3 separate regions of the Mus musculus genome follow, and regions 2 and 3 are each linked to region 1. The links are chromatin loops, found by intact Hi-C in ENCODE. Cell type or tissue: heart. All regions are shown on one strand.

Region 1 (8,000 bases):
CCTGTAGCCTCTCCAGAATTAGAGGCCTGCCCTGTTTTCTGGGACACCCACTCCAGTTGTCTCTTGACCTGGAACTCCCATCGCTAATCTTGAGGAAGTCATGCTCCACTCTTGGGGGAGCACAGCTAAACATATAGGCACCTAACATGCCTGAATGACACGGAGTTTACTCGCTCTCAGTCTATTGTGTCTGTCATCTGTAAAATAGGAGTAACAGCTCCAGCCTCGTGAGACTTTACAGGGCAGTTGTGCTTTGCTCCAGGAATATGAATGGCGCCAAGAATATTAAATAGCAGGACCCTGGGGGGTAGCTACAGGGATGGGAGACAGGGGAGTGGGCTGTGAAGAGGAGCCAGGCAACAGACAGGGACTGGTTCACCCAGGAGCCCACCCCCAAGCACTAATCCCGAAGCTGCCACCTGGTGGTCCTTTGAAGAATGCAGTGGACAGAGCGCGCCTGGAGCTTGGATTGTCATAGGAGGTCAAGGAATTCAGGGATACATCTGAGAGCATGGAACTGACTGCTAGTGGTTGACTTGGTAGAACTAACACATCAGAGAGGAATACAGTGGTGAGGGCATAGATACCAATTCAAATCCCCAGCATCCACTTTCCAGCTCTGTAAGTCACTAAGTCTCTTAATGTCTCTGAGCCTCATTAACTTCCAAGTTAAAAAAAGGTGGAGGAGGAGGAGAAGGAGGAGGAGGAGGAGGAGGAGGAGGAGGAGGAGGAGGAGGAGGAGGAGGAGGAAAGAAAGAAAGAAAGAAAGAAAGAAAGAAAGAAAGAAAGAAAGAAAGAAAGAAAGAAAGAAAAAATAATAGCCCTCACTAGGTGGAACTGTCTTTTTTTTTTTTCATTTGTTTATTTATTTATTTATTTATTTAGGGCTTTTTGAGACAGGGTTTCTCCAGCTAGGTGGAACTGTCTTATGGATAAACTGTGTTTAAGGATTAAAGTGTTTGAAACAGCCAAGCAAGTGCTAGTTAAATTAAAAATGAGAAAGTAATTTTAAGCTATATGGATTTCAAATTGGAAATAAATTTATTGGCTACACTGGGGAACATAATGAAATAAGAAATTTGCTTCTACCCATAGAATCCTGGAATGTGGCAGACAGCTTTCAAGGCCACAAGATAAGGAGTGTGTCCTGTCACAATTCAAATGCCTGAGTACTTCTGTGGTAGGTATATATAATTTCCCCAAAGAACGATAGGGACAAGAAGCCATCTTTCTGCATTTTGTGTGGTGGTTGTATTTCTAGCACTTTCTATGTGTAATAACAACTATGGGAAATACTCCTTATTCTTTTGTTTGGTTTTGTTTTATTTGGTTTCGAGACAGGGTTTCTCTGTGTAGCTGTAATGGAACTTACTCTATAGACCAGGCTGGCCTTGAACTCACAGAGCTATGCCTACCCCTGCCTCCCAAATGTTGGTATTACAGGTGTGTGCCACCACTGTCCAGCTAATACTCCCTATCCCTAGGCAAGCCACTTGATGCTCTGAGCACTGCCCATCAAAAATATCACTCCAGGGGCAGAAGAGATGGCTCAGTGGTTAAGAGCACTGGCTGCTCTCCCAAATGATTTGGGATCAATTCCCAGCGTGCAAATGGCAGCTCACAATTAATGGGTTAAAAAGCCAGTTCTAGAGGATCCAGCACTCTGGCCTCCACATGACGCAAGAAAAATACTAAAAAACATAAAATATTTTTCATTTATCATTTGAAATAGCACTTCATATGAAAGGTCCATGGGCAATTACTAAGTTGGGTGGTCTGTGGGCTGTCCTACAAACAATTCACCCTGAGTCTAAACCCCACTCACAGCCAGAGGCACCCATGTCTCATGATCAACAAAAGACCCAGCAAAGGGCTACATTCAGAAGAGGGCTTACCTAGCATGGCTGAAGCCCTGGCTTCTACTCCTGACACATAAGCAGGGTGTGGTGGTGCACATCTGTGACCGAAGCGCTTCGGAGGCGGAGGCAGGAGGATTAGAAATTCAAGATTGGGTTCTGTGCCAGCTGCTGGAGGGGTTTTTCCAACTGGAAATGTTGTCTATTTTGTCTGTTAACCCTAAGCCCATGGTTAGCCAAAGCCAAGCTGTGCCAGTGGTCTCCTTCCCTACCTCGCAGCTCTCCTTCCTCCTCCAGTGAAGGTGACAAAGATGAGGGTAGGGGTTGCTTCCAGAAGCACCCACCCCAGCTCAAATGACAGGTCACCATGATGAACTGCTGACACCCTGCTGATGTTTTGCTGCTGGGTTCTAGAGTCACCACCCCAGGGAAGAGTTCAGATCCACATCCAGACTCGGTCAGAGCCTCCACAGGCCTTGCATGGACTGCAGTCACCAGTGTAGACACACCTGTCAAGGCTCCAGTGAGAATCACTCAGTTAGTCACTCTTGCAGAGAACTCTCTCATCTGGTGAAGAAGACAGACATACCGACAGAGCAGGAAGGTACTGACTGAGAGCCCATGGAGCCTCAAGGACAGAGACAAACTCTCTGGGGACAATTTTCCATGGGACTTGGAACCATGAAGTATGAATAGGAGTTTTTCAAGTGAAGAAGCAGAAGCTACAGCTGGATAAAATTTAGGCTGGGCGAATGTCAGTAATGACAGAGTCTGAGGACACCAGCATTGCCCAAAAGCAGAGTAAGATAAGAATGGGGTTAAAAGAGTGGGACTGGGGCTGGTGAGATGGCTCAGTGGGTAAGAGCACCCGACTGCTCTTCTGAAGGTCCAGAGTTCAAATACCAGCAACCACATGGTGGCTTACAACCATCTGTAATGAGATCAGACTCCCTCTTCTGGTGTGTCTGAAGACAGCTACAGTGTACTTACATATAATAAATAAATAAATCTTAAATAAATAAATAAATCTTAAAAAAAAAAAAGAGTGAGACTGTTGGTGCAGAGCCTGAAGGTACCAAAGAAATTAAATTTGGTCCTAGGGCCACTAGGGGGAGCCGAGGTAAAGGATAAAGCTGGAAATGGCGTGGTCAATTAGAATGGAAAGATTGTGGAAGATGTGTTGTACGGTAGGACCAAGAGAAACTGGGAGACGTCTGGGTTGAGACATTGGATGCCTTCGAGGGCTGGGGAGATGGAGACGGAAGGAGCAGAACCAAGAGTTCTGCTAGGTAAATCATGATGAAGGGGGTAGGGGCAGGCGGGACAAGGGTTGACTAGAGGAAGATGACAAAGATAAAGGACAAACTGCAGGTCCCTATTTAGCCACCAGAGGGCGCTTCAAGACAGCACAGGCTACACTTTTCCCCGAGGTACCTTCAATAGACTCTTTATTCTTCAGTGGGATTTGCATGTGGGGATTGGCCTTCCTGGAGTAAGGTGGAGGTAAGCAGAGGTCGAGCGTTGCAGGCAAATTTACAGCTTCCCTTTCTATCCTTCTCGCTGTGGACTGACTCACCAAGGTCGCCTCAGGGTCAGATCCAAGTAGTCCTGCTGCCCCTGTCGGGAGAGAAAGAGACTGCAGCGCCCCACATCGGATAGACTAGAGGAATGGGCTCTCCCTGCGAGTTCCAGAAAAAGCATAGTTGGGCGTTTCCCACGAGCTGCTGTATATACCCTGCCCCCACCTCTCAGTATTTCGGGTCTAGGAATGGTGACTGTTTGGGGCTGGGTAAAGTGAAAATACAGACTCTCCTAGCCCAGTCTGGTGAGAGAACCTCGAGTTGGTGAAGCTCAGGCTGTTTTTGGAGTCATGGCTAAGTGTCTCAGATCCAGGCTCAGTACAGGATTCAGTAATCCAGTAACTCAGCTGTTTAAGCTAGAAGTTATATGCCATTTGGGATTCTGAACCCTGCGCTTGCAGCTTAACATCCTGTGTGCCGGCCACCCGCAGGAGAACCAGCTTTCCCCAGCCTCCCCTCTCAGGCCTGCAGGGGCTGATGATGGCCAGAGAAGTGCTAGAATGCAGTGTGTCCTGTCGGACAGGTGGACAAGAAGCAGTTAACCTGAGGGATAGACATGAGGCATGAGAACGGATTGCCAGGGCCGAGGTGGCCTCAAGCAAAGGAGGCCACAGAGGTCCAGGGAAAGGACCTAAGGTAGTGGAGCTAGGACAAGACACACATGGCAGCCCACGGGCAGTTAGGAGGGAGGGAGGGTGCAGACAGCCCCTGTGAGAAGGTCTGAAAGGATGGGGGAGCTGAGGGAGGGGAGAGAGTGGCAGGGGAAACTTTTGGGAGAGTGACTGACATCTCTACTTGCATCTAAACGGAGCAATCTTTTCAATTTTTTATGGAAAAAAAAAGTAACAAATGGAGTCGCTGAAATCGGAAACTCTTTCCTATTCGATCTGACTGAAGCAACAATGTAAGCCGAAAATAATTCCAGCCGGTTTTTTCACTAACCTGGAAAGAACCGGCCCTTGGGCCTGCAGGCCTATCTCCTCAGCTGAACTGAAGGAATGTATCATGTTGGCGCTACCTAGGCAGCACAGCTCCTGTTTCTCAGGAAGGCTGCAGCTTAGAGGGAGGGGACCCACACGCTACTGTGTAGCAGCCTGAAATGGAAGACTCTTGGCTGTCAAGTTTGCTAGGGTCTCTCTACACAATTTATGGCTGCCTACGTGCCTTCACGTGCACACATGACACACCACGCCATTCACATCTCTGCTCCCATGTCACACCACACACACAGAGACACATAGAGAAAATACTCTCCAAACACCTGCACACATGTAATTCAAGATCCCAGAAGCCACACACATTCCTCACACAGACGCGGGCTCAGTGCTATTCATTCACACGCTGACCTCTGAGTGCCCAAACATATGAACCTAATCATATTCGCATACATATGTGCAAAAACATGTATGTATATCTTATCTCACCCCACACTTAAATGCTCATAGACATGTAGTGACTCTAACAGAGTATCCCCAGTACTTGTATAGACAGGGCACATATGATATGGGACACTCATGAATTCCAGAAACATCTGCAGGACACATCTAAAGACTCAATCTTGATATACCCGTAGGCATATCCTCCCCCTCACCACGCATTCAGAAACACTCACATGCACGCATGCAACCTCACACAAGCAAGCGCATGTGTGCATGTACATAGCAGACCACAGAGCCGTGTGCAATAGCATCAGAATACAGCTGTACCACCTGGGTCACCCCAAGCTCTTTTGGCTGAGTCAGAGTGATAAGTTTGGCCCTGTCTCACCCCTCCAAGAGCCTGGGAGTTCCCAACAGTGAACAGTAGCCTCCTGTACAAAGGCCAAGGCCACAAGCCCTCTGGAAAGCCCCAGGGCTAGTTATTAGCAAGTGCCTAGCAGCTCGGAGGTGCAAGAGGCTCCGTTTCTCTCTCTCTCAGCTCAATGCCAGCTATCGCTGCCTGCCCATTGTATGTGATTTTGGAGAGTGGGAGAGTTGGGCAAAATGAAAACTTTGTCATCTGTTTGGGCTGAGGACTCCTCCCAGTTAGTTTGCCTTTATCTGCCTCGGATGGTCCTAATGTCCATCAGCGGCCATTAGGATCCTTGCCTGAGCCTCAGTTTCCTAATTTGGAACACTGTATGTAATCTCTTAGCATGGGGCAGGCCACAAAGTACATGGTTGGTTAAATCAAGTCACATTATTATATATAAGTGTTCCTTTGTGCACGGGACAAACTTACAACCCAGCTACAGTTGCAGGGGTCCTCCATTTCACAGCCACAGAAACTGAGGCACAGAGTCCAGGCTCGTGTTCAAGGTCACACAGATGGAGGGAGTCAGAGCTGGGGTTGGAAAGCCAGGCCTGTCTGTCTCTTTAAATCCAGCTAGGAGACTTATGCTTCCCTTTTATAGTTCAAAGCCCTCCTCCCCTCTCCCTAGAAGCGGGCCCCCTGCTAAATAAATCATCTAGGATGGGTTTCTAATTCCCAGACTTGGTTGCAAATGAATTATTCACATTGTAAGGCCTGCAAACCACAGGCTGGGCCTCATTACCCAAGAAGGGTTGCCTGCCCACAACATACCACTCCCTCTCCTGGGCAGCATGCCTGGTGGGCTGGCCAGAGAGGCTGGAGTTGGTGGGTGCCAGGGCCCTGTGCCTGTACCCTGTTCCTGCTCTGGGAACTAGGGGGTGGGGGTTGTTCCTCCCCTCAGGCCTGTGCTTTCTAATAAGCTCACTGCCCGCAGTTAAGAGTGCACAGGACTCGGGACTCAGCCAGTTGGGCTTCCATCTGGGTCAGCCTGCAGCTGTGTGAAGCCAGGCATGTAGCCTGCCCTCTTGGGGCTTCTTAGGAAGGTTGAATGGCCAGCCTACTCTGGGCTTTTCTTTTTGGGCTTATGATGTCTGGCCAAAACCCTTGTTAGACACTAGGGACTGGAGTTCTGTCCTATCAGGATGCCCAGTGTCCCAGGTGTGAGGCAGAACCCTAAGAGGGATGGAACGAACACAGTGGCACAGAACCCATGTCTAGGAAAGAGCTGCTGGAAATGCTGACCAGCAAGGCCCAGTGAGGTTGGGACTTTGCTAGGGACAGCTGGTGGCCAGTGCATAACCAATACTGAGCAAGAACGGCCAGCCTCCCTCACTTGCAAGGCACAGCTCCCAGGACCCTTGTAAGGTAGACCAATATTTTCTGCCTTCTTTGCCCCTTCCTTTCAGGCCCTCTTCTGAGGGCACAGGCCACAAGACCTACATTGAAAACATGCCTCCTCTTGACTCAAAATAGACCCTAATCCTGATCACTAATCCTGGTTCAAAGTGGAGCCCAATTCTCCTCCCAGGTGGACTGAGCCTCGATCCTGTTCAGATAGAGCCCAGACCTCCCGTGGGATGCTGAGGCCACTGGTGCCAGGGGATGCAGAGGTGGTAACCTGGGGAAAGAGGATGCAGAGTCTGGCTGAGTCAGAGCTGCAGCAGACAAACCAACAGCCAGTCAGGAAGTTAGTCTCAGGACCTCAAGGCACTCAGATGACTTTTCCAGAAATACCTCAGTGGGTTGCTTAGCTGGGAGAACCACGCAAATCAGAGCGGAGGAGGGTTAGGAGAAGCTTCATAGCTGCCACATTGTGTGCTAAGTACTGGTGTGAGACCCTGCAGTCCCTCAGGAGAGCCCCTGGGGCTCTGTCCCAACATCCTCAGGTGAGGAAATGACCAGGGACAGATAATTCACCTTTCTGCTTCAGCACTAGCCAATCAGCTCTCTTCCTGGGCTCCACCCACCCACCCATGGCCCTAAGGCCCAGGCTGTGGTGGGTCTCCACAGGCCATGCTCCGGAGCAGGTCCTGGGCAACAGGGGAGGTAAAGAGGAAGAGTGGCAGGTCATGGTAACCAAACCATCTAGTCTGTAGAAGTGGCCAGCCTCAGCCTCAGGCAAGTCACCATTTCTCCCAGGAATGCCTGGGCAAGATCACTTGGCTGTCGCCAAGCATGGCTACTTACTGTAAGCACTGAAACCGAGGCCTAGAAAGAGGATCCTACTTTTTTCCAGAACTCTAGCTATTTGCCTCCAACATCTGTCCATATCAGTGGAAGAACGAAGACCATCTCCCCCCTGATACTCCATCCATCCACCCATTAATCTGCATGACCACTTTTCCACCCAACTACCTGCCCACCATGGGCTTGCGATTGCAGAGGCAGAGTTGTGTTGGGACAACCAAGGGAGCCAATCGTTAAACAAACATGCCCACAAAACTGAATGCAGTGTATGCTAAGTGCCTGGAGAGGCTGCCGGATGTCTTCAGCATAACAAAGACTGTCTCCCCTGGGGGTGCTCTCCGGGCCCCAAGGCACTGTGAGCAGAAACACAGCAGAGACAGCCCATGGGCTTGGCCTCCAGATACAGCGGCTTCTTAAAAAAAAAAATTGGTAAGAGTCATCTAGGGAGCCAGCTGGCTTGCTGCAGCTGCATGCAGCTCATGTGACCTTTGCAAGGAGTTGGGGTCCACGGGTGTGTGGCTGGAGCAGGGGTTAAGTAGGAGGGGATCTTTGAAAGTCTGCCCCTGGAGAGTCCTCTTTGGGAGCC
Region 2 (8,000 bases), 370 kb after region 1:
CAGATTGTTCATATTGCCATGGAAGCAGGACTCCGTATTTCACCTGAGCAGTGGTCTTCACTGCTGTATGGGGACTTGGCTCATAAATCACACATGCAGTCTATCATTGATAAGGTTTGTAAGGTTAGATTTTGTACCCTTCCTGTCTCAGAAAATACTGTAGCATAGATCCTTCCTTCTCTGTTAATAACCTAATATGCCTGCCTGAGTAGAAAATACACGTATCTAACCTAGTGAACTTGATGACTTAGAACATTGTCCACGCTGGTCTTTGTGGAGTATTAGCTACTTATGTGCTCACTGAGAGCTGTAGGTCAGTGCCATTGTCTCATGACAGTGTGACTACTGTACTTCACATCACTCCCCTTGATGAAATTAAATGTAAAATGTGGAACACTCTCTACTGAATATATTTTGCCTTTGTAGCATTGTAAAGTTGAAAACTTTTATCAACATTCTCACCCCAGAGAGCTAATATAGCTGATAAATAATGTTTTTAAGTGTCTAGTGATGAATTTCATAGGGCAGATTCTGAGGTGAAAATTTAGTTCATCATTGATTGTCCTATTATGAAATCTGAAGACACTTGAAAACTATTAAGTAAGGTGATTCATTGGAAAACATTTTGAATATAGGTATGTTCAAAAATCCAGAGTAAAAAATCCCTTTTTTTCTTTTTCCCCTGTTAGCTACAGTCTCCAGAATCATTTGCAAAGAGTGTCCAGGAATTGACAATTGTTTTGCAGCGAACTGGTGACCCTGCTAATTTAAATAGGCTGAGACCTCATTTAGAGCTTCTTGCAAACATAGACCCTAATCCAGGTATGTGGGAAAAGTGCTTATACTTTATGGAACTTTGAGGTAAATAGCACCAGGAATGACTGTTGATATGTTGTCTCTTCCAACCCCAACCCCATCCCTTTGACTCTTAATTTAGATGCTGTTTCACCAACTTGGGAGCAACTGGAAAATGCAATGGTAGCTGTTAAAACAGTTGTTCATGGTCTTGTGGACTTCATACAAAATTATAGTAGAAAAGGCCATGAGACACCTCAGGTAAATTGACTACATTTCTAACTACTGCTGTGTCCAAGACAGCTTCATCCTGAACGTACTAACAATCTTATTGGCAAATGGACTATGTATATAACCCTTCCCTATTAGAAGTTATGTGTGTGAAAGGAGGGTGTTCATGTGTATGTGCATGTGTAGCTGCACAGGCTTTGAGCCCAGGGCTTCCTGTCTGACACTGAGTGACATGCATAGCATTCTTGCAAATTTTTATTTTGTACTTTTGAGAGAAACTCCCTTTTTATTGTACTTGGTTGGCATTTCTTTTTATAAGGAATTTAGAGGGTATTTTTATAGCTGAAAGTTTTTTTTTCTTTGCTGTCTCTCAAATGAATTTGTTTTATAATATATTTGGAATTTGAAATTCCTAAATATTTGTAGTGTACTTTAGAAGAGGAAGTTCAAATATAATCCCTTATCCAAATGTCTTTTCAGTTGAGTTAAATATCATATTAAAAGTTATGCTATCAATATCTAACAAGGTAGGGCTAAAAGTACTCCAAAATCTGTTAACTTTTTATTCTATTCATATTTTATTTAGAAACTACTATATTATTTAGTGTCAACTGAATGATAATTTTTTTATTTTTTAAGGTCACAATAGTAAGAGCAATTTCTTAAGAATTTGATGCATATTATGGTTTTTTTTTTTAGTTTCTTTTTTTTTAGTTTTTTGAGACAGGGTTTCTCTGTGTAGCCCTGTCTGTCCTGAAACTCTCACAGAGATTTGTCTGCCTTGCTTCCTGAGTGCTGGGATTATAAGTATGCACCACTACCACAGGGTCTGTCTGATGGTGCATTTTATTGTTTTCCCTCATTGTTTGCCTATGAATAGAGTTGTGCCTGTAAATCAACTAATAATGTAATAATTTTTTACTTCAACTTTTTGGGGGAAGCTTTTAAATGGGTAAAGATCATAGCTTCCCATTTTCTTAAGTTCCTTTAAAAATTATTTTGTTACTACAATTTGAAGATTGAGAAATAGGTAGGTATAAATTTGAATCAATTTCAGATAACCTTCAGAAAGAAGGCCTGAAGGCTTCCTTAAGGATCTCTATTACTCTTCCAGTAGGAAATGGTGAATGGAACTTGTTTCTGCATGCATGAGAATTATGTGTCTGATGTGAAAAAGACTTAAGTCTTTTAAGTTCTGAAGTCTAATGAGTGAATAATAATTGATAGCTTTTCCATTTGCTAAATATTTTGTTTGTGTAGCCACAGCCAAACAGCAAGTATAAAACTAGTATGTGCCGAGATTTACGACAACAAGGGGGTTGTCCACGAGGAACAAATTGTACATTTGCCCATTCTCAGGAAGAGCTTGAAAAGTAAGTCTGGAAAAATGTTGTTGTTTTTTTTATGTAGGGTCATTGAGGGAGTGCTATATACAGTATTAACTTTTGTGATGTTTCAAAGATACAGGTAATGTGAATTGCAAAATAACCATTTTTATGAATCCATCAGATTAAACTAGGTATAAGATTAGTGTTAACAAGTCATATTTGAAAAAGTCATATTTAGAAACTGGAATCCGTGTTTCCATTACCAATGTAGAATGAAAGTACTGTTATTTGTCTTATTTGCTCAGGTTCAGTTGAACATACCAGCAAAATCTCAGGCAAAATGTTAAATATAGATAATTTTTCTTATTCTGGAGATTGCTCTTTTTAACATTTTCCTATAAGTTACTGAATAAAAACAAAGTAAAAAGGAGGACATGACTGCTCCTAGGTAGGGTGGAGGAGAAGGCTTATTTTAGATAAAAGAGAGCATAGCCAGAAGCAGAGACATTTGGGAGAGTCCAAAGTGAACAAGACCCTGAGCCAGGCCTTATGAGGTGATGGGGGAGGGGTGGGAGGCCAAGAAACGCAGAGGCCAGGAGAGTAAATGGTAGTCAAAAGGGCCAGGTAAACCAAAATGGCTGGATTATTTAGGCAAAGGCAGCTCTGGGTATAGAATTTATATCAACAAAAATTTTAAATATTTATTTTTACTTATACATGTGTATGTATCTCTGTATGAATGCCAATGGAAGCCAGAAGAGTACATATGCCCCTTGGAGCTAGAGTTCTAGGCAATTGTGAGTCTTTCCCAGTGGGTATTCAGATCTGAACTTTGGAAGAGCAGTAGATGCTCTCTTAACCACTGTGCCATTTTTTTAGGTTCTAGGACAGTGGTTCTCCACCTCCCTAGTGCTGCGACCCTTTAATACAGTTCCTCATGTTGTAACGACCTCCAACCGTAAACTTGTTTTCACTGCTACTGTAATTTTGCTACTGTTAAGAATCGTAAATATCAGCTGGGTGTGGTGGCACACGCCTTTAATCCCAGCACTAGGGGGCAGAGGCAGGCGGATTTCTGAGTTTGAGGCCAGCCTGGTCTACAAAGTGAGTTCCAGGACAGCCAGGGCTACACAGAGAAACCCTGTCTCGAAAAACCAAAAAAAAAAAAAAAAAAAAGAATCGTAAATATCTGTATTTTGCAATGGTCTTCTTAGGTGATTCCTGTGAAAGAGTTATTCAACGACCCCAAAGGGGTTAAGACCCACAGGTTAAGAATTGCTGCTCTAGGAAATATGTTCAGCTTATTCATACCTGAAATAGAGTATTTTAGCTTTTAAACACTAATTTTAAAACACTCATTGTTAAAAATAACTAAAGATTTTGTGGTTTTAAGAACTTTAAAAAAAAAATGAAATAATGTATTTACATGTGGCATATGCTAGCATGTCCATGCACATTCTCTGACAGTTATGTGGAAGTCATAAGTCAGCTTCTTGGAAGTCAGTTCCTTCCTTTTGTTTTCCTTCCTTCCTTCCTTCCTTCCTTCCTTCCTTCCTTCCTTCCTCCCTTCCTCCCTTCCTCTCCTTCCTCTCCTTCCTCTCCCTTCTCTCCTTCCTCTCCCTTCTCTCCCTTCCTTTCCTTCCTTTCCTTCTTTTCCTTCCTTCCACTTTGTACTCTGGGTTACCTGGCCAGTTCTCAGGTGCTTCCCATCTTGGTCATGAGAATGCCAGGGTTACAGATATCCACAATCACATTTTTCTTTTTTTTTATGGATTTTTGGTTTTAAAGTCAGATTGTTATAGGTGTGTGTGGCCAGCATGTTTACCCAGAGTCATCTTGCCAGCTCTATGATACAGTTCTTTTGAAAGAACTTGGCTTGAGTTTAATTAGAACAAAACAAGCCAGAAAGGAATCTGTAGGTTCAGTGTCGTTTCACACTCACCTAGAACCCGTGTGTGTGTGTGTTTGTGTGTGTGTGTGTGTGTGTATGTATATATACCTATAAATCAGCTATACCTTTCTTTTATCCTCTCTGATCTTTATCCTTTTTGGTCGTACAAAAACAGTAATTAAGAGAACAGTAATTATAATACCCAGTTTATTGGTTATATTCTGTACTAGGTACCATTTTTACTTATCAGTTAATATATCAACTCATCCATTTTACTACTTCTTCATCTATTTACCCTTCTCATTTTTATTGAAAATGCCTTGTAAGGTACCTGTCTAGTCATTTCTAGCCTTTGTTTTAAATTGTTAATTGATGCTTTACTATACTACATGATTGGTTCAATCCTTCCTTTCAAGCCATGATTCATCTTTTAGATAATATACCAATAAAGCACTAAGTACTACTTGTCTTACTTTCCTTGGTGATGTAATACATTATGTGACAAATGCAGTTGGAGGATGGAAGCCTTACAATATAGAGGTACAGTTCACCATCATGGGGTGAAATCATGAGGGACATTACATTCACAGTCAGGAAGTAGGGATATGTAAATGCTGAGTCGACTTGCATTCTTCTTTTTATTCAGTCTGGGACTCTACTCCATGTTATGGTGCCACCTGCTGTTATGGTGAGTCTTTCCACCCAATTAATCAACAAAATCCCTCATAGACTCTCTGAAATGTTTCTAGATTTTGTAAAGCTTTCAGTCAATATTAACTATCAGGAGTCCACCCTTCAGTTTGATGCTGAAACATCATTTTTAAACTTACCCTTTGTTTTTTAGAGGCTTGTGACTATTTCATAATGTAAAGTGCATTCAGTTCAACTTCAAAGGGCCCTCTGGTTTTTGACAGCTCCAACAACTCTTTAAATTTTCAAAGTTTCACCCCACTCGGGGATCCATCCCATAATCAGCCACCAAACCCAGACACTATTGCATATGCCAGCAAGATTTTGCTGAAAGGACCCTGATATAGCTGTCTTGTGTGAGGCTTTGCCAGTGCCTGGCAAATACAGAAGTGGATGCTCACAGTCAGCTATTAGATGGATCACAGGGCCCCCAATGGAGGAGCTAGAGAAAGTACCCAAGGAGCTAAAGGGATCTGCAGCCCTATAGGTGGAACAACATTATAAACTAACCAGTACCCCGGAGCTCTTGACTCTAGCTGCATATGAATCAGAAGATGGCCTAGTCGGCCATCACTGGAAAGAGAGGCCCATTGGTCTTGCAAACTTTATATGCCCCAGTACAGGGGAACACCAGGGCCAAGAAGTGGGAGTGGGTGGGTAGGGGAGCAGGGCTGGGGAGGAAATAGGGAAACTTTCAGGATAGCATTTGAAATGTAAATAAAGAAAACATCTAATAAAAAATACAATAAAAACTTTGTTTTCAAAGTCTCATCTGAGTTTTAGGCAATTAAAAATTTTAAATTTACCTTTTATATATGAATGTTTCATTTGCATGTTTGTGTATGTACATGTGTGCAGTTTCCATAGAGGAGCTGGATCCCCAGGTACTGGAGTTATAACTGAACACCTTGTGGGTACTGGGAACTGAACTCAGATCCTTTGCAAGAGCAGCAAGTGTTCTTTGTTGCAGAGCCACCTCTTTAGCCTTTTAGGCAACCTCTTAAATTTTGAACCCTATACAATTAAAAATAAAAAAAATGTGTCAAGTAGTTTCAACCTAAAATCACACAGAGCAAACATTTTCACTCCAAAAAAGAGGAACTAGGTCACTACAAGGAAAAGTAAAACCAAACTGAAACTCAGCAGGTAAACTTCAAACCTATAACTGTATGTGTGCATCTGGGGTTTTAATGAGTCCCATGAACTCCAAGCATTTGAGTAGTCTCATCTGTCTAGCTCAAGCATATAGCCTCTGTCTTGGGCCAGCTCCATACTTATTATAGCTAAATACCAATTTGGCTAATCAATCAGATTTAGATTCCTGGCAACTCCAAAATCTTGGGAGTCGCCATCTTAGCTTTGTTTACATTTTCACTGCTTCATGTAATGGCCCTTTGAAGTTCATCTTTGAATTTCATGAAAGAAATTCATATTTGGGAAGCAGTATCAATTGCATCTTTGTGAACTGGAGGCCAGCCTGGTCTACATAGCAAATTTTAAGCCATTAAAGGCTACAAGGAAACCCTGTCTCAAAGGGAAAAAAACAACATTCCTAAAAATACATTGCCTGGCCTTAATGGCTAACTCTGAACTCCGTGACACTGAAAGGCTACAGCCTGGCCCCTTGGACCATGGTAGCAGTAGTTTCTGTGTGTGTTGCCCTAGGGAAATACTTCCGTGAGTAGTGGCTATGAAGGAGCAGAAGATCCTTTCCGCCAGCCTTCTCTGTTTAGTCTGTTTCTTCCAACTGAGTTGTTCTTTGAGAAGGTGAACCTGTACCATACTGGTTTTCCTAACCAAGTATTTAGGGTGTCTCACCACTTAAAACTTTGAGGATTAAGATTCCAACCTTGAGTCCAGGGTGGTGAGACGAACCTTTAATCCTATCACTCTGGAGGCAAAGACAGGCAGATCTCTCAGTTCAAGGCCAGCCTGGTCTACAGAGTGAGTAGTCCACAGGATAGTCAGGATTTTCATACAGAGAAATCCTATCTTGGAAAAAAAAATTCTAACCTTGAACTTTGAAGAACACATTGAAATAGCAATGTTCTTTACACAGTTACTAATATTGTAAACTTGTTTTTTTCTTTTTCTTTTCTTCTGGTTCTTCCAGACAGGGTTTCTCTGTATAGCTTTGGCCATCCTAGAACTCAGTCTGTAGACCAGGCTGGCCTCGAATTCCTAAATCCGCCTGCCTCTGCCTCCCAAGTGTTGGAATTTGCCACCACCACCCTGCTGACTTGCTTTTTCTTAATTATTCATTTACCTGTATATTTCCATTGGACATCATTTATCTCTTGGGTTATTCATTTTTATCTTCCTTGTACCTAGACAGTATTTCACATATAAACTCAGTGTTTCCAATGAAGAACCAGATAATTTCCGGTTTGTTCATATTTCCAGTTAGCCTTATTCTTTGTATTGTGCTGCAAACAAACAGAGGTTGTACAAAGGGTTAAAAAAGAAACAATGTATATGTAGCATGTTGGCTTTTAAAAATTATATATTACTGCCTCACTGAGATTTATATGCATATAATTATTATGTTCCTGTGTATATACATGTTTGTGGAGGTGCATTCCATGTGTGCGCATGTGTGTGTGATTGTGCACCTCTCCACTTCAATTTTTTAAGTCAGGGTCTCTCACTGAACCCAGTCTCACCAGTTTGGTTCAGCCAAATAAAATGTAGACACTCAAGAGTCTGTCCGTGTTTTAGGTCCTTGTAAATTGTTGTGATAGCATTTACCTTTAATCCTAACACCCAGGAGGCGGTGGCCGTTGCATCTCTATCTCTGAGCTGCAGGCCAGCTTAGTTTACTTAGCAAATTTTCACCCAGCAAAGGCTATATAGAGATCCTGTCTCAAGGGGGAAAAAAATCTCTAAAAACTGCCTTCTGAGAAATAGAAAAACCCAAGATAGTTAATTCAAGAAATATTTATAATAATAGGTTGCTTCACGCTCAATATCATGAGAGGTGCTTTTAATAATTTAAGAGGAACAGTAAATGAATTCAAATAGATGATTTTAAACATTTAGTGGCCACAGTGTATTGTATTCTGGTC
Region 3 (8,000 bases), 170 kb after region 1:
ATTTGGTAACCCAATAAAAATGTTTTAATGGAATTTGTACAGGTTTTACAGGCAATGGGATACCCAACAGGTTTTGATGCAGATATTGAATGTATCAGTTCCGATGAAAAATCAGATAATGAAAGCAAAAATGATACAGTATCTTCAAACTCAAGCAATAATACTGGAAATTCTACAACTGAGACCTCCAGTACCTTAGAGGTATACTTGTAAATTTTTCTTCTTGAGAATAAAGTAGTGTGAGTGCTATGGAAAACCTTAGAGATGTGGAAAAAATAAGCTCTTTCACATAGAGGCATATATTACTAATTTTCTGCCTTATTTCTTTGGATGGTGCTTGGTATCAAACCCTAGATCTTGTGCACATTAGGCAAACACTACACCACTGAGTCACAGTTGGAACTCTCTGATTACTTTTTTGTTTTGTTTTGTTTTGTTTTGTTTTTGAGATTGAGCTTCTAGTTTTTCAGGCTGGCCTCCTCCAATTCCCTGTGTGGTGGAGGTTGACATTGAACTAGTAACCCTCCTGCTTCCACCTTCCAAATGCTGGGATTATAGGAGCATTGCCACATTTGGATGTTCGACCTTAATTGTGTTAGATTTATTTCTGAATATATTTATAAAGACAATCATTTTCATGTAGCTTTTCATCTTGATCTTCTTTTACTGAATTCCTGAAAAGAATCTGTCAACATACCTATGCAGAAATACATACACTTTAATTTAGAGCACATACTGGCCATGGGAATACTTCTAAAATGTCATAATGATATGTATCAAGACTAACACTATTAACCTTAGGATAAAAACTTAAAAAACATCTCGTAGAGGAAACAGATTTTTTTGAGGTGTCTGCCAAGCTGTGGTACATGAGGTGCACAAGTTCACCATTTAATGTGTGAATAGACTGCCCACTGTGTATTTCAGAATAAGAGTTAGTCCTGGATTGTGTGGACTAGTGATTCCAGATAATAGAATGGAATAAACCTAAGTTTTGGGAGGAGCCTGTGTTGACTGCATCCTCTCTAAAGAATTGGCTTTGGAATAATAGCAAGAAGTCACATATTTTTGAAGAAATGATCTTTTGTGGGGTAAGGAAACACATACACATAGCAGACATTCAAAGGTTTCACCTCAGCAGTCTAAAACAGAAATCGATCTCTTGCATTTCTACAGCAGGCACCTACCTCCTCTGTAACACATATACCAGGGAATGTATGCCTTTATTTTTATTTCTTCAGAATCTGTAGTTTATATCCTGTATTTTTACATTAGGTGTCTTCAGATTGTTTAGGGGGACCAAAAGGCTTATAGAGACATTGCTTCCCACATGCAAAATGGAGAGTTATTTCTTGCATACCTAAAAATAAACAATAATAAACCTTCAAGGCATCAAGCAAATTGCTGTTATTGTCTCTGCTTTGTTAGTTCCCTGCCGTGTCAGGACATGAACAATTATAGCTCAAACCTTAGAGGTTGAATGGGACAGTTCTCCTTCAAAGGCAGACTGTTCAGGTTACTACAATATTTACACCTTACAGAGTTTTCCTCACCTATGATTAATGTCTTGCTATCAGGTGATTCATTTTTGTTCTTAAATGTTTTAAAGTAGAATTAATGAGTTTACTTTTTAACATAATTATGTTGAAAAGAAATTCAGTGTTCAACCTCTCTTCCCTGTCCCTTTTAGGTAAGAACTCAGGGTCCTATCCTCACAGCAAGTGGCAAAAATCCTGTGATGGAGCTCAATGAAAAAAGAAGAGGTCTCAAATATGAACTCATCTCAGAAACTGGTGGAAGCCATGACAAGCGCTTTGTAATGGAGGTATGTACCTAGATATATGCCCACTTTACTTTTTATTTTCTTGAAGTTTATTTTTAATTATTTATTTTATTTTACTTTTAGTAAACTAATAAAATCTATTTTAACATATATAGCTCAGTATTGACATTTTTTAAGTCATCAAAATAGTTTATAATAGTTAAGGCCTCTTAAATATACATGATATTTTCTGAAGCTAAAAGTAATATTGACTCAACCAGTTTTTAAAATCTATTGGGAACATAAAACATGATAGAAGTAGAAAAAAAATCTCTTTTGAAGTCCTCAATGAAAGGAAATTTTGACAAGTTCCTGATTAGGCAGAAACTGTTCTATCTTCAAGGGAGAATACTCAGTCTAGCTGAGTATTCTTAGAATGAATTGGGTATTGTTCCTTCTGTTTCTATTTTGTGAAATAGTTTGAAGGGTATTGATATTGGTCTTTTTTTTGAAGATCTGAGAGACTTCTGCACTAAACCCATCTGTTCCTGGGCTTTTTTTGGTTGGGAGACTTGTAATACTGCTTCTCTTTCTTTAGGGGTTATGGGACTGTTTAGGTGGTTTATCTGATCCTGATTAAACTTTGGGACCTCGTATCTATATAGAAAATTGTCCATTTCATCCAGAATTTCCAGTTTTGTTGTGTATAGGCTTTTGTGGTAGGATCTGATGACTTTTTGAATTTCCCCAGTTTCTGTTGTTATATCTCCCTTTTAATTTATGATTTTGTTAATTTGGATATTGTCTCTGTGCCTTCTGGTTAATCTGGCTAAGGGTTTATCTATCTTGTTGAATTTCTCAAAAAACCAGCTCCTGGTTTTGATTCTTTGTATAGTTCTTTTTGTTTCTATTTGCTTGGTTTCAGCCCTGAGTTTGATTATTTTCTGTTTTCTACTCCTCTAGATGTGTATTTGCCTCTTTTTGTTCTAGAGCTTTCAGGTGTGCTGTTAAGCTGCTATGCTCTCTCCAGTTTCTTTTTGGAGGCACTTGGAGCTGATTTTTCCTCTTAGCACTGCTTTCATTGTGTCCCATAAATTTGGGTATGTTGTACCTTAATTTTCACTAAATTCTAGAAAGTCTTTAATTTCTTTATTTCTTCTTTTACCAAGTTATCATTGAGTAGAGCGTTGCTCAGCTTCCATGTGTATGTGGGATTTCTGTTGTTTTTGTTGCTATAATTGCAATTTTCTTATATCTGTTGAGGTCTGTTTTGTGATTGATATGGTCAGTTTTGGAGAAGGCACCATGACGTGCTGAGAAGAAGGTATATTCTTTTGTTTTAGGATAAAGTGTTCTGCAGATATCTGTTAAATCCATTTGTTTCATAACTTCTGTTAGTTTCCATGTGTCTCTGTTGAGTTTCTGTTTCCATGACCCGCCCATTAATGAGAATGTGGTGTTGAAGTCTTCCACTATTATTGTGTGAGGTGCAGTGTGTGCTTTGAGCTTTAGTAAAGTTTCCTTTATGAATGTGGGTGCCCTTGCCTTTGAAACATAGATGTTCAGAATTGAGAGTTCTTCTTGATAGATTTTTTTTTTCCTTTGATGAGTATGAAGTGTCCTTCCTTTCCTTTTTGATAACTTTTGGTTGGAAGTTGCTTTTATTCGATATAGAATGGCTGCTCCAGCTTGTTTCTTGAGACCATTTGCTTGGAAAATTGTTTTCCAGCTTTTACTCTGAGGTAGTGTCTGTCTTTGTCACTGAGGTGCATTTCCTGTATGCAGTAAAATGCTGGGTCCTGTTTACGAATTCAGTCTGTTAGCCTATGTCTTTTTATTGGGGGAATTGAGTCCATGGATATTAAGAAATACTAAGGAATAGTAATTATTGCTTCTTGTTATCTTTGATGTTATTTTTGTCTGTGTGGCTATCTCTTTTGGATTTGTTGAAAGGTTACTTTCTTGCTTTTTCTAGGGTTTAGTAAAATGCATTTTAGACTTCCATTAGCTTTCATTATTTTAAGAACACTATTTTTCTTAACTTATTTTCTTCCTTATGATTTTTAAGCTTTTCATTGTTCAGATTTGTTTATTTTACTTTATGTTTTGCCTGCATGCATATATGTGTATCATTGGTCTGTCTTTTGGATCCCCTTCCATTGGAGTTACAGATGGTTGTAAACCCCAATGTGAGTGCTGAGAACTGAGCCTGGGTCCTCTGCAAGAGCATCAAGTACTCTTAACGGCTGAACTATCTCTCTAGCCCTAGGATGGTTTTAATTAAAACTACACAGAGGGGGTTGTTAGATATAACTCTAAAGTGCTGTTTTTAATTTCAGGTAGAAGTAGATGGACAGAAATTCAGAGGTGCAGGTCCAAACAAGAAAGTGGCCAAGGCAAGTGCAGCACTAGCTGCCCTGGAGAAGCTGTTTTCTGGACCCAATGCGGCAAATAATAAGAAAAAGAAGATCATTCCTCAGGTTTGAATTAAGCAACCTTTGTAATAATCTCAAATTTTCCATTTATTTCCTCTTTTATTGTCTTCTTAAATTTTATTTTTTTTAAACCCAGCAGTTGGGATGTTAGGTAGATAGATTCCTGTGAGTTCTAGGCTAGCCTAGTCTACATATCAAGTTCCAACCAACCAATATTTATTTTTGTCTTTCTGAATGTATGTCATAGTGTGTGGGTGCCTATAGATCCCAGAATACGGTGTGGGATCTCTTGAAGCTGGAGGTGCAGATGTTAGACGCAGCTGTGAGCAACCGGAAGTAGATAGTGAGAACAAAAGTCAGCAGTAAGCTGAGCCATTTCCATACCCCCATCATGTTTTTAGTTGATATATATGGTAATGGGTTTCATTATGACATTTCTATACATATTTTTCATTGTACTTTGTTTTTTTCCCAACCCATTGCCATCACTCTGTTTCAATCCTCTTCCCCACTGCTGGTACATTTCCTTCTTCCAAATTGTCCTATTTTGGGTAACATAATGATCTCCATTTTTCTGGAAATAACATAATGTCGTTTTCTTTACAGCTAAATATAATACCCCTGTGTATGTATGTATATGTGTGTATTTGTATACACATACCCATACACCCATCATATTTTCTTTATCCATTAGTCTGTTGATGGACTTCTATGCTGATTCTGTATCCTGACTATTGTAGATACTACAGCAATAGATAGAGATGTACAAGTATCTTTTTAGTATCCATACTTAGAATTTAGAATCCTTTGGGTATATACTTATATGTATGGTATAGCTGTGCTACATATTGTAGTTTTATTTTTAGTATCTTGTAGAACCTCTATATGATTTCCATAGTAGCTACCAAACTTATGTTACTACTAGCAGTGAATAAATATTCTTTTAAAAATATTTATTTTATGTGTATGGGTATTTTACCTACATGCGTATATATGTGCACAATGTATATACCTGGTACTGTCGATCCCCTGGAATTTAGTTAAAGGCAATTGTGAATCGCCATGAAGATCCTAGAAATGACTCTGGATCCTCTAGGGGACTAGCCAGTGCTCCCAACTGCTGAGCTGTTTCTTCAGGCCCTATGAATAATGATTCTTAGTCTATATTGTTGCTAGAATTTGTTGTTTCTGTGTATGTTATTAGGGTGGTAGAGTAGTACTGATGGGATAAATCTGAAGACGTTGGGCATGCTCGGAAGATGCTCTAGTACTTACCCACATTTCTAGCCCTGCTTTCTTGACAGTAGTTTTTCTGATTTGGGTGAGATGACACCTCAGTGTAGTTATTGTTATTTTCTGATGGTTAAGAATGTGTTGAACACCCAGCACTCGGGAGGCAGAGGCAAGTGGAATACTGAGTTCAAGGCCAGCCTGGTCTACTGAGGGAGTTCCAGGACAGCCAGGAATACACAGAGAAACCCTGTCTCGAAGAAAAAAAAAAAAAAAAAGAAGAAAAAAAAGAAAAAAGAATGTGTTGAACATTTATTTAAAACATTTATGACCATTCATAATTTCCCTTTATAACTGTCTATTCAGATCATTAGCCTATGTTTTTAAGTACTTTTTTTTGCATTTAATTTTTAGAGTTTTTTTACAAATTGTTGATAATTCCCTATCTTATATATATTTGGCCTAGACTTTTTTCATTCTACACACTGTCTAAGCACCATTTTTATGACAGTTTCTTTGCTGTGTAGTGGATGGTTTTTAATCTCACGCAGCCCTATTTGCTTATTCTTTAGTTTATTTCCTATGCCAGTGGAGTTTGACGTCATATATCCCAGTCCCACTCATCTCCCTGTCCCCTCATGTCTGCCTCCTGCCTTGCAACTTCCTCCAAATACAACACAAACAAAATAAATGAAAGTATAGAAAACTCATCATGGGGGCTGGAGAGATGGCTCAGTGGTTAAGAGCACTGACTGAATTTAAATTCCAGCAACCACATGGTGGCTCACAACCATCTTTAATGAGATCTGACGCCCTCTTCTGGGTTATCCGAAGACAGCTACAGTGTACTTACATACAATCAATCAATCAATCAATCAATCTTAAAAAAAATGACTCATCATGGAAGCTGTAGTGTGTCACAGTTTGTCCTATGATATATACCTGTGTCCATGTATCTTTACTTTTGAAATGTTCATTGCAATGAGTCATTGGTCTGGTTTGAGGTTTCTGGCTCCTGTCACACTATCAATATTAGATCCTCACCAGGCCTCCTACTGTTTATTCTGTTGTTGCCCTGTGTTATGGAGAACCTTCAGCTTTGGAACAGCAGGGCTGGCCCTTTCACAAGCCTCAACAGTTCATCGACGATGTAGATATTGGGTTGGGTCAACTCCTTGGATCTGGGCCTGGGTGATAGCTGAGCTGGTAAACTTCCTAGCTCTCCCTCATCTGCACTACCAGGGCAAGCTTTCCAGCACTGCCCTGGCTAGGCTATCCATTGCCACCATAGGCAGAAGGCAGGCTTACCTGTTCCCCCTCTACCCAGGCCAGCTCTACTGTGCTGCCCAGGTGAGGTATAGGGCCTCTTGCTTTTATGACCCAATGACCAACTCTCCTGATTGCTGCAGGTGGCAAGGGGGGTGGGTGTCACCTTCATACCTGTGTCACTTCATAGGCCACCTCAGCAGGCAGATGGGACCAGGGCCAGCTTGGTAAGGCCAGCACTGTCCAAGTGCTGCCCCTGTTGAGGAGAGACCTCATCACTGACCTCAGCACAGCAGCCGGAGGTCCCAGTCCATGGCAAGTAAGATTGAAATTTTTAAAAAATTTTTAAATCATGAAGAGATATTTAACGTTTTGAAAAGCATTTTCTGTATCTATTGAGATGATCTTGCGATTTCTGTCTTCACATTTGTTTTTGTGCCACTTTGGTCTTTTGTGAAATTGTTTACTGGCTTTTTTTGAGGTAAGATTTTTCTGTGTAGCCCTGGCTATCTTGGAAGTACCTCTTTGTAGACCTAGGTGGCCTTGAACTCTACCTCCCTAGTAATGGTATAAAAAACAGGTGCCATTACCACTTGGCTAAAATTACTTACTCTTAGTGACTTGACACTTTTTTCTCTGGGATATGTTGTGAATAATACATATTAAGACAATACTTATCTTTTCAGTGGACTTTTGATTTATGCCCATAATTTTATGGGGAGTGAAGTTATTGTTGGTATAGTGAATAATGGAGGTGATTTGGGAATTGTAGTGCCATGCTCTTCTACAGGGGTAGGGTGGGAGGGTAAAGAAAGGACAGAGAGAGTGTGTGTAGCTAATTATATACATTAGCACAAGATTTTTCCACCCTCTCGTTTTTATATCACAAAGACATTTTTAGACACGAGGGGAAAAGATAATCAGAGTAAAATATAAGACAAATTGTCTTCCTCATATTGAATGTTGGGGGTGATACTAATGTCTGAATACATTTGTATGATAGAAATAAATACGTTAGGTATTTAAACCAAAAAAAAAAAGGCACCTAGGATGTTTCTCAGAGTGTTTATAGTACTGTGATCTGAAATGTAAGATAAACAGAGATAGAGAACAATTGAGAAAATCATGGAATCAATTACACATTCCTTTAGTTTCCCATTGTTAAATCTTTCTTGTCCTTCCTCCTCCTCTTCCTCCTCCTGCTGCTGCTGCTGCTTATTATTAATTTTTTTCCATTTAGCTTTGCTTTAGGTGGCTGGGTTGGTTAGTTAGCTGGTAGATTGGAATTTTTGAGACAAGTTCTCACT

Evidence for each region. Peaks named below come from ENCODE experiments on the same cell type or tissue, not always from the same donor. Only the 100,000 strongest peaks of a DNase experiment are listed, where the experiment ranks them.
Region 2: it touches region 1 in a loop (2.9-fold over the local background); 15 of 42 quality-filtered maps call a loop at or near these places.
Region 3: a loop joins it to region 1, with 2.6 times the contacts of the local background. A loop is called at or near these places in 4 of 42 quality-filtered maps.

Annotation. Positions count from the first base shown.
Region 1 is chr2:37,767,190-37,775,189 of GRCm38, reverse strand. No RefSeq gene overlaps it. Among named protein-coding and RNA genes, the nearest start is that of Crb2, 5.1 kb to the left of the region's middle. In heart, CTCF peaks have their summits at 423 (motif pointing left), 2,977 (motif pointing right) and 3,246 (motif pointing right); DNase peaks (open chromatin) are centred at 3,169, 6,079 and 7,869; H3K4me3 peaks cover 1,350 bases; H3K27ac peaks cover 3,021 bases.
Region 2 is chr2:37,392,643-37,400,642 of GRCm38, reverse strand. It overlaps Rc3h2 (ring finger and CCCH-type zinc finger domains 2), which reads left to right. Exons shown (of 22, transcript NM_001100591.1): 7 at 1-114; 8 at 690-822; 9 at 938-1,056; 10 at 2,287-2,399. Snord90 (small nucleolar RNA, C/D box 90) reads left to right here and starts at 515; the gene lies at 515-582. In heart, a CTCF peak has its summit at 4,929 (motif pointing left); no DNase peak of the experiment used is centred here.
Region 3 is chr2:37,592,946-37,600,945 of GRCm38, reverse strand. Strbp (spermatid perinuclear RNA binding protein) reads left to right here. Exons shown (of 18, transcript NM_001379315.1): 13 at 43-201; 14 at 1,691-1,825; 15 at 4,102-4,242. Among named protein-coding and RNA genes, the nearest start is that of Gpr21, 80 kb to the right of the region's middle. In heart, no CTCF peak of the experiment used is centred here; no DNase peak of the experiment used is centred here.